2 separate regions of the Homo sapiens genome follow, and region 1 is linked to region 2. The links are chromatin contacts, found by Hi-C or POLR2A ChIA-PET in ENCODE. All regions are on one chromosome and are shown on one strand. Each heading gives the region's core, a stretch centred on a gene start or an enhancer-like site at or near the end of the contact. The rest is flanking DNA. Distances are from core to core; before and after follow the strand shown. Region 1 overlaps THADA (THADA armadillo repeat containing). Region 2 overlaps THADA (THADA armadillo repeat containing).

Evidence for each region. Hi-C counts contacts between places; a loop is a spot of excess contacts on that map. ChIA-PET counts read pairs that join two places held with the same protein, here RNA polymerase II (POLR2A). Pooled maps may share reads with other maps.
Region 1: a map of tibial artery shows a loop between it and region 2 (2.0-fold over the local background). The contact joins two enhancer-like sites. A Hi-C loop is called at or near these places in 12 of 168 maps with a recorded cell type or tissue (A673, IMR-90, aorta and 9 more) and 12 of 50 pooled maps. POLR2A ChIA-PET finds 5 or more read pairs at or near these places in 2 of 52 experiments (BJ and GM12878).

What each region holds. Positions count from the first base shown.
Region 1 is chr2:43,389,699-43,393,664 of GRCh38, forward strand. The region is part of intron 29 of THADA (THADA armadillo repeat containing); the gene reads right to left. Among named protein-coding and RNA genes, the nearest start is that of LINC01126, 160 kb to the left of the region's middle. RefSeq lists silencers at 1,555-1,604, 1,645-1,744. Within about 2 kb of position 2,238, at least 6 of the 41 ENCODE cell types and tissues checked have a DNase peak (open chromatin) inside an H3K27ac peak, as active enhancers do; they include IMR-90, where a contact is called at or near this core.
Region 2 is chr2:43,346,863-43,350,991 of GRCh38, forward strand. The region is part of intron 29 of THADA (THADA armadillo repeat containing); the gene reads right to left. Among named protein-coding and RNA genes, the nearest start is that of LINC01126, 120 kb to the left of the region's middle. Within about 2 kb of position 2,634, at least 7 of the 41 ENCODE cell types and tissues checked have a DNase peak (open chromatin) inside an H3K27ac peak, as active enhancers do; they include IMR-90, where a contact is called at or near this core.

The DNA of each region.
Region 1 (3,966 bases), core at 988-3,487, 42 kb after region 2:
TGATGCCCTCCTCCATGCCTGGGCTCATACCATGTCCCTTGCCTCAAAAACAGAAAGCTAGTTTCAAGGTTTATCCCAAGGCCCAATGTTCCCCTGAAGCCTTCTCTCATGTCTCCAGTCCATCCTGGTCTTGCCTCTCAGATGTGTGATCTCGGCCACATGCTTGGTGCACATAACATGTAGCCACGTATTTCTGTGTAATTGTCTGCAGTGTCAATGGTTTATTTTCCAGGTAGCTCATAAGCTTCTTGAGAGCAGAGAATATGCTATAAATTTTCTTTGTATCCTCCACAGTACCTGACATAGTATGTACTTAACTTCTCAATAAATATTTGCTAAGCAGAAGAATAAACATTCTCCACATTTACTCTACATCTCTAAGGCCCAGGTCCAGAGGGTTAAGGTAAAGGTCATACCAGAAAGCAGAGGAAGTAATATGATGGATACTTTGCTCTTTGCCTAAGCTCATCAGAACCATGACAGACTGACGGTATTCACGGTGATTCCAGAAGAAAAGGGTTTCAGAGTCCCCAGCAGTCCTGGCATCTATAGTATGACCACCTCGCTTTAGGGAGCTCTTAAGTTTCTAAAGTAATGGCATCCTTCCTGGCCTTGTTTATCCACTACTGCCCACTCTGTTGGCACTTTCCTATGGGTAAAGATAGTCTCAAACATGCAGTTGGTATACCTGCTTACAAATGTCTGCAGCCAGCACAGTTTCAGAAGAAAATATGTCTACCCTTTACCTTTATTCAAAAAATAAGAAAGTTTTCCCATGTCTTGTGATAGAATTTTGCTCAAACGTTTCCAATGACGACTATTCTGACATGCCAACTGCCCTCCTCTCCTATCTATTCCTGATTCCCCTTAGCCTACTCTACTTGTTCCTTTGTCCGCAGCAACGATTACCTTCTAACAAACTATCTAATTTACCTATTATATTTACTATAATAAGTTCTGATATGTTTTATTGAATGTTTATTTCTTGAACATTTCTTACTGTCTCCCTGCTGCTGGAATATAAGTACACTGAGAGCAGTAATCTTGGAGGGCAAGGATGTGTCTCTTCTGTTCTCTGATATAGTCCAAGCACCCAGAACAGTGCCTGGCACGTAGCTGGTGTTCAATTAGCAGTTGTCGAATGAATAAATAGATGACATCAAATCCCATTTTACCCACAACCCGAAGGCCCCAGATAGAATCCTTCTCCCCTGACAATATTCCTTTTCCTCATCCAGAGAAGCAGTATACTACAGTGGCTAACTGCACAAGCTCAAAAGCTTCAAACGATCCTGGGCTTGAATCTCAGTTTTGCTTTTTACCATTTAATCTTGCATAACTTTAGTGAAATCGCACAACCCCTCTTGTTTTCAGTTTTCTCACCAGTAGGATGGGAATAACACCTATCCTCCAGAAGAGGCTCTGTAGGAACTCAGTGACTGGTACATCACACTCACACACATACATCACATACACACACACTCTATCTCTCACTGAAAAAAATATATATTTTTCCTCTTTTTGCTATTAATTCCCCTACTCTGATCCTGAACAGTTACAAACACCTGAGGACACATCAAATGGCAAATCTCTAAGTTTCACTTGCCCCTGACTGATACTCTGAGTTCTGAGCACTTCAAAACAGCAGTACATTGCTTGGGGAACAACCACACAGTGCAGTACAGTCAATGCTCCAGAACCTGGCAGCTAAAAGCTGTCTCCAACACCCAGCAAAAGCTCCCTAAGTAACAGACACCAAATAAAAGCTTTTGGATGTTTATAAGGAAGGGATTAATTCATCTTCAAAAGTAGCATTTTAATTAAAAATGACTTTTTTGGGCTTATATCCAGAAAGGAATATATTGCCAAAAGGTAAGATTTAACAAGGTTTAGTCCTTTCTTTAGTTTTTTTTTTAAGAGCCCAATGCTTCCCAATCCTTTTCACATCAAGGCACACATAGAAAGTAATCTTTCTTTGGCACTCTGGGATAAAACCAACGATGCTGCTCCCAGCTGCAGGTGACTGCCTAGAGGCTCCAGCCCTGCCAGGCCACACTCAAGACTCCCTGAGAGCTGAAGGAATCAATAAATACCTTGGCACATCCATAGCCACGCCACTGGAGAAACTCTGCCTTAACCCTTCTTGGACTAGGGACCTTTCTAGCAACTTAAGATTTTTCTCCTTTCACACTAACACAAGTCTTCAAAAAGAAAGAATAAATCTGGCCACCTGACAAGAGTGAGCATTTTCTTTAAATTATGACTCATTCCAGAAAAAAAGCACACAGACCAGAAATCCATTTATAACTTACAGCATCAGCATAGTTTCATGCTTTTGTTTTTGATTTTCCATTCTGAAATAATATTTTCGAGGCATAAAACAAACAACAATGGAGACGGCCAACATCTTAGGTCGCCAAATGGAATCTATCAAGAAATGTTCCATTTCTGGACAGCTGGACCGTTTTATGTTTCACAATTTTGTAGTTTTAAGAAATATAAATGACATTAAAATTCTTAAAGCACTAAGACATTGACTCATATGGTTACATTTTTAAAAGATGGAAATAATTCTTTTATATTTAATCACAAGTTTTGATGTAACAGTAATATTAACAGAAATATATATACATATCTTTTCTATAAATGTTCATTTGCTTCCTTATTTAAGAAACTCCAGTAGAGTTGACACTTAAGGTTACCTCTATCACTGATTTTCTACTTGCTTCCACTGCTCCTGTCTGTAGAATAGAGTGAAGGATGGTTGGTTCCATCCCTGCTTCTTGCACAGTGATTCCTTCATACAACTAGCTGGCCGAACTAGCCTACCTTTACTTCTTTCTTTGTTTTCTGGTTTTCTTCCCGTAAAGGTAATGCTAAAGTCTACTCCAGTTTCGGTCTTCATGTGTCCCATCCAGCCCAACACTACTGTTCCCATCACGTAAAGATTCTGGCTCTACAGTAAACACAGAATCTATTGGGGTGCTCCAGACTCAAGCAGAAATGGCCTCAGTTTCAGTCTCCTTTTATGCCTGATGCCCTGTCTGGCATTGTATCTTCTGTCTCCTCTTCATTTCTGTTACTCATATGATCCCTGGTCCCCGAGGGCTCACTTGGCTTCTAATCCACAGCTCTCTTTAAGTTTGCATCAAAGGCAAACTCCTTGTGTTTTCACCAGTGCCTAGGACAGGGTAAGCAAGCTACAGTGTCTGCTGAATTAAATTCAGTCTTGACCACCTTCTCATGGTCCTATCAGTTCCTAGATCTAGGATCCATAACTCCTATGGTTACCCAAGTTTGAGAGGTTTTGTCAAACCCTTAAGGATGACAGAAGGTGGGGCAACTATGGACTTGGCTATAGCCTAGGTCCCAAGGGAGGATCTGTATTTCCAGATACAGATTTAGTAGCATTAAATGGAAGACCAAAGAGAAATGATGACAGAGAGATGAGTAGAGAGGGGAGGGTACAATATACCTTTCACGGGTCGCAGCTTCCCTGGGTTTCACTGACTTCTTCTGTCTCAATAACACAAATAGATTTACTTTGTTTCCACTGTATCATAACATACCCAATTAGATTTAAGGAGAGCAACTGAGTGATAAAGTATATCTTTAGATGGATCCTTGGTTTATTTTCCTTAGCCATAAAAAGCTGTTATTCACATCAGAGGCAGCACATTCTAAAGAAAATAGGAACACAGGCTTTAGAGTTTAATATGTTATCTCAGCCGGGTGCGGTGGCTCACGCCCGTAATCCCAACACTTTGGGAGGCCGAGGTTGGGGGGATCACTTGAAGTCAGGAGTTCAAGACCAGTCTGGCCAACATGGTGAAACCCAGTCTCTACTAAAAATACAAAAATTGGCCAGCCGTGGTGGCAGGCGCCTGTAATCCAAGCTACTCGGGAGGCTAAGGCAGGAGAATTGCTTAAACCCAGAAGGCAGAGGTTGCAGTGAGCCAAGATGGT
Region 2 (4,129 bases), core at 1,384-3,883:
CTTGACCTCCCCCTCCAACAAGTCTGATGCACTGTAGGAATTCAACAAGCATTTGCCAAATAAAAACGATGTTGGTGTTTGGTGCTTCTTCCTATATTCACTCCTTTAGGACACATTCCCTTGGGTTTTGTGAGCTATCGTAGTGCCGACTTCTGTGTCTGGAGTGGAACGGAGAGCTGAATCACGCCGTACTCCTCATCCCAGTGGATGCCTCATCTGATGGTGGAGGCAGGAAGGCTAGATTAGTGCTAAGAATCCAGCCTCATGGGAAAGTGGAAGAGCATGGATTTTGAAGCCGGGCAGAGATAGGTGTAAACCAGTTATCAGTTTTGCGGCTTTGGGCAACTTAACCTCTGTTTCTCCATGGTAAATGGCGTATAATAATATCTAACTTGTAGGACTGTAGAGAGATTTAAAAGAATATATATACTACTAGGCACGCACTAGGGAAGTGATAACAATGTTGATTCTTTTCCATGTTCTGTCTGCTCCCTCTCTTCCAGCCCCATTCCAAAAATAAACAGTCAGAGAAGACTTTGCAGAAAGAGTGATATGCATACGTGGCCTTAAAAACAGTCTTGCCAGAATCGAGGGAAGGGTATGCAAGCAGTGAAAACAATTAAAACACATTTTAAGGGTATTAAAATATTGGTAATGCCAACAAAAAGAGTGAATCTTAAACTATGGACTTTAGTTAATAATAATGTGTAAATACTGCTTCATTAATTGTAACAAATGCACCACATAAATACAAGATATTCATAGTAGGAGAAAATTGGGGGAAAGAGGTGGGGAGGAGAAAAATATTTGGGAACTTTCTGTATTACCAGTTCAATTTTTCCCTAAATCTAATGGTTCTAAAAATAGTCTCTTAATTTTTAAAAATATTGGTACTACTCAGGGGACAACAAGTGGTCCTGTGTGCGCAGAGAACAGCCAGGGTGTGCACAGGGTGGTGGCAGACACAGCTGGAGAAAGGAGTCGGGTCTAGTCAGACAAAGACCTTAAAGGCAATGTCATGGAATGTGTACTTTATTCTGCAGACGGCAAAGATTTCTTCAGAGAGTGCTGTTGGGTGATGAGATCTGTAACTTGGAGAAAAAAGCCAGGGGCAGTGTGGAGGTCATAGCAGAAGGGGTGGAATGCCCAGGACTACTGTAGTAGTCTAGACAAGAGGAGGGGAGGGTTGAAACCAGCGGCTCAAAACCAATAGCCTTTGGGCCAAAAGTGGCTGCAGATGTTTTATTTAGCCCATACAGTACTTTTAAATCAACCTTTATGAATTGGGATATTTCACATTAAAGTCATCCTGATTTCCATTTTGAAAAATTAGATCTGGCTATAGCGGCCCACCTTCCTGTAGGGCAAACAGTCACCTGGCCGGAGCTGAGCAGCAGGAGCTGGCCCCGGAGATGAGAACTGCACTCTCTAGACCACCGCTGTCACCACTATTACTATTGCCTGTTACTCTAGTCACTAAGACGGAGGGTCAATGCCATTTATCAAAGCTCTTAGGCTTTTTTGTTTGTTTGTTTTAAACTTTCGGAGAATCAAGAAAAAAATAAAATACTTACTGAACCCAAATCTCTACTAAAAGTTTGAAAACAAAGAATGGGCAGAGAGCCCCTGTGTTTATACTCATCCCCCTTTGGTTCACTTACCTGCCTGGCACGGGTAGGATTCTGATTTTGTGACATCTCCACCCCACCCCAATCTAAACTAAAACAGCAATGGAAGGAGAGGAAAGGATACATCTGAGAGAGCTTCTGCGGGCTGCAGAGGCAGGGCTTGGCAACTGCTTTAGACATGGAGTTAAGGCGCAGGAAAGAGCCTCTTAACTTGGGCAGCTGGTGAACAAGGGGCATCTTTCAAGATGGAGATTATAAGAGAATCTACAGCAGGCTTGGGAATGAGGGAGGGGAATTAATGAGTTTGGTTGGGAATATCCGTGTGATGACTGCTTTACTTAGGATAATTTATGTCGCAAAAAAGAATTCTTCAGGGACAAAAGGGAGCTCTATTAATAATCACACTGGGAAAAACAGAGGACAGATGCTTACCCCTAGCTGTAATAGGTCCCTTGGAGAAGGGTTAGAGGTGGACATAGGGGTCATCAGCACAAGAAACAGGAGAAAGCTTTGTTGCCCTAAGATGGTTATGACCCAATCAGAAAAAGACTGAAAGCACATTATGAAACAAACAAGTACAAGCCAACAGCATCATCCATGACTATCATAGGCATGGAACTGCCAAGAGATGGGACTGTCAGCCCTGCCCTGAGGAGGGGGTGGTCATGGAAGCAGCTGGGAGGAGCAGGGAATGCACTGCAGGAGGGTGTCAGTGAGTAGGCTGATTTCTTGCCCCTGAGATGCAAGCCTTAATGAAAGTTTGAGGGGAACTGAGAAGTCTGGAGAACCTGGAAGCAGTTACCCTCTGTCCCTCACCCCTCCACTCTAAACACAGAGAGACTCAGGGGAGCCCCAGGCATCTGTGCAAAGCATGGGGTCCATTTTGGCAGCTTTGAAATGCTCTTTGAATAAATGCCATGGGCCTAAAAAGAGACATGAGGCAGTTCCCTGAAAAAACTTGCACTGCACCAGTAAAATATGTCTAGTTTATGCTGCTGGACTAAAATAGCAACTTGTGTTAGACAAGATCAAGATGATATATGGTTGTTTGGGAATGCAACGCTGAGATGGGTTTTCCTCTTCACCAAGCATGGCTTCCAGGCAATTTTCCCCCTTATAAAATCAACAGCAGCTGAGCTCCAGAAACCAGCAGGATCCAGCAATAACAGGACAAGGTTAGACAGGCTATGAAAAAAGACAACTCTAATAAGAAAAGAGATGCTCATTTCAAAGGTCAGATATAAATGGGGGAAATGTATCGTAATCATTAAAAACCTCAAATTCTGAAGATTAAAAAACCTGTCCACTTTTGCAACTGTATTTTCTTAAAAGCAAATGCTATGTTTTTCCCTTGCTGCATGCAGACTGCAGGTGAATATTTTTGACCCTATCACCTTCAGCCAAGTATAAAATTTCTGTATCTGCCATTTTGCCTAGTTTTCTCCCTGCACTGCTTCAACCCCCAAAGCTAAGTCAGTGCCACATTTTCCTTAGTGTTTACACAGGATTTTATTTCGACTGGTAAAACATCTGTATTTTTTCAGGGACTTAAATAAATGATCTATGCTGGGAATGTACAGTATAGGGTGATGTCAGGCCCCCTTTTTTTCTCGACTCACTGGGTAGAACAGGCAAACATTGTTTCAGCCTGTAGTTGGGAATGTGAATATTTATCCTGTCGACTTAATTCATACAAACAGAACTGCAGGCAGGCAGGCAGAAGTATTTTATGGCTCTAGGTCAGATTGAAAGGGGGTAAAAGGGTAAAAGGGAGATGACTGAGGGAGGAATCTAAACTTTCTAATTCACAGAAACAAGCCCAATCACATCACTGCTGGGAAACAGATACAGCAAAAATTATTCAAAATGCAGATTGTGTTTGTATGTGAGTGGAGGGCAAGGTGGGAAGGCAAGAGAGAGAAAGGTCTCTAACAATACAGTATGTCATTTGCAGTCATTCCAGTGTGGGCTAGGATTTGTTTTCCGCTTCAGGCATATTAACTGAACCCCAACTAGGCCGTAGGCCTCTCAGGAGCACCCCTCTTGCCTCTGACTTCCACAATGCAGGGTGCCATGCTTACTGGGTATAAGTACCTACTTATATCATCTGTTCAGAGCTCAACATGTTGTTTTTTATTCACAGCCCAACTGGGCTAGAGCCGGAACCTTGGGATACCTGAATTCCTCAACCTGGTCATTCCCCAGAAGAAAGTGCTTGGTGGGCACTTGCTGTCCACATGAATCCACCAATCTGCTAGAGGGCCAGCCAGGAAGCATTTCATGTGGTTGCTTCCCTAAACTTCAACCTGTTTATTGGGTAAGAATACATCCTTAGGATGGTCTTGCTAAGTCCCCAAAACATGACACCTTACTGTGTTGTGTGTTGCTGCCAGGAAAAGGATGCTAAGTACAAAGTGTAATTACTTCCTAGCTGATTCTAGTTTGGGGAGAGAATCACAGGAAACAGGCCGTGAATATCTTTAAGGACTACAGTGTACAAA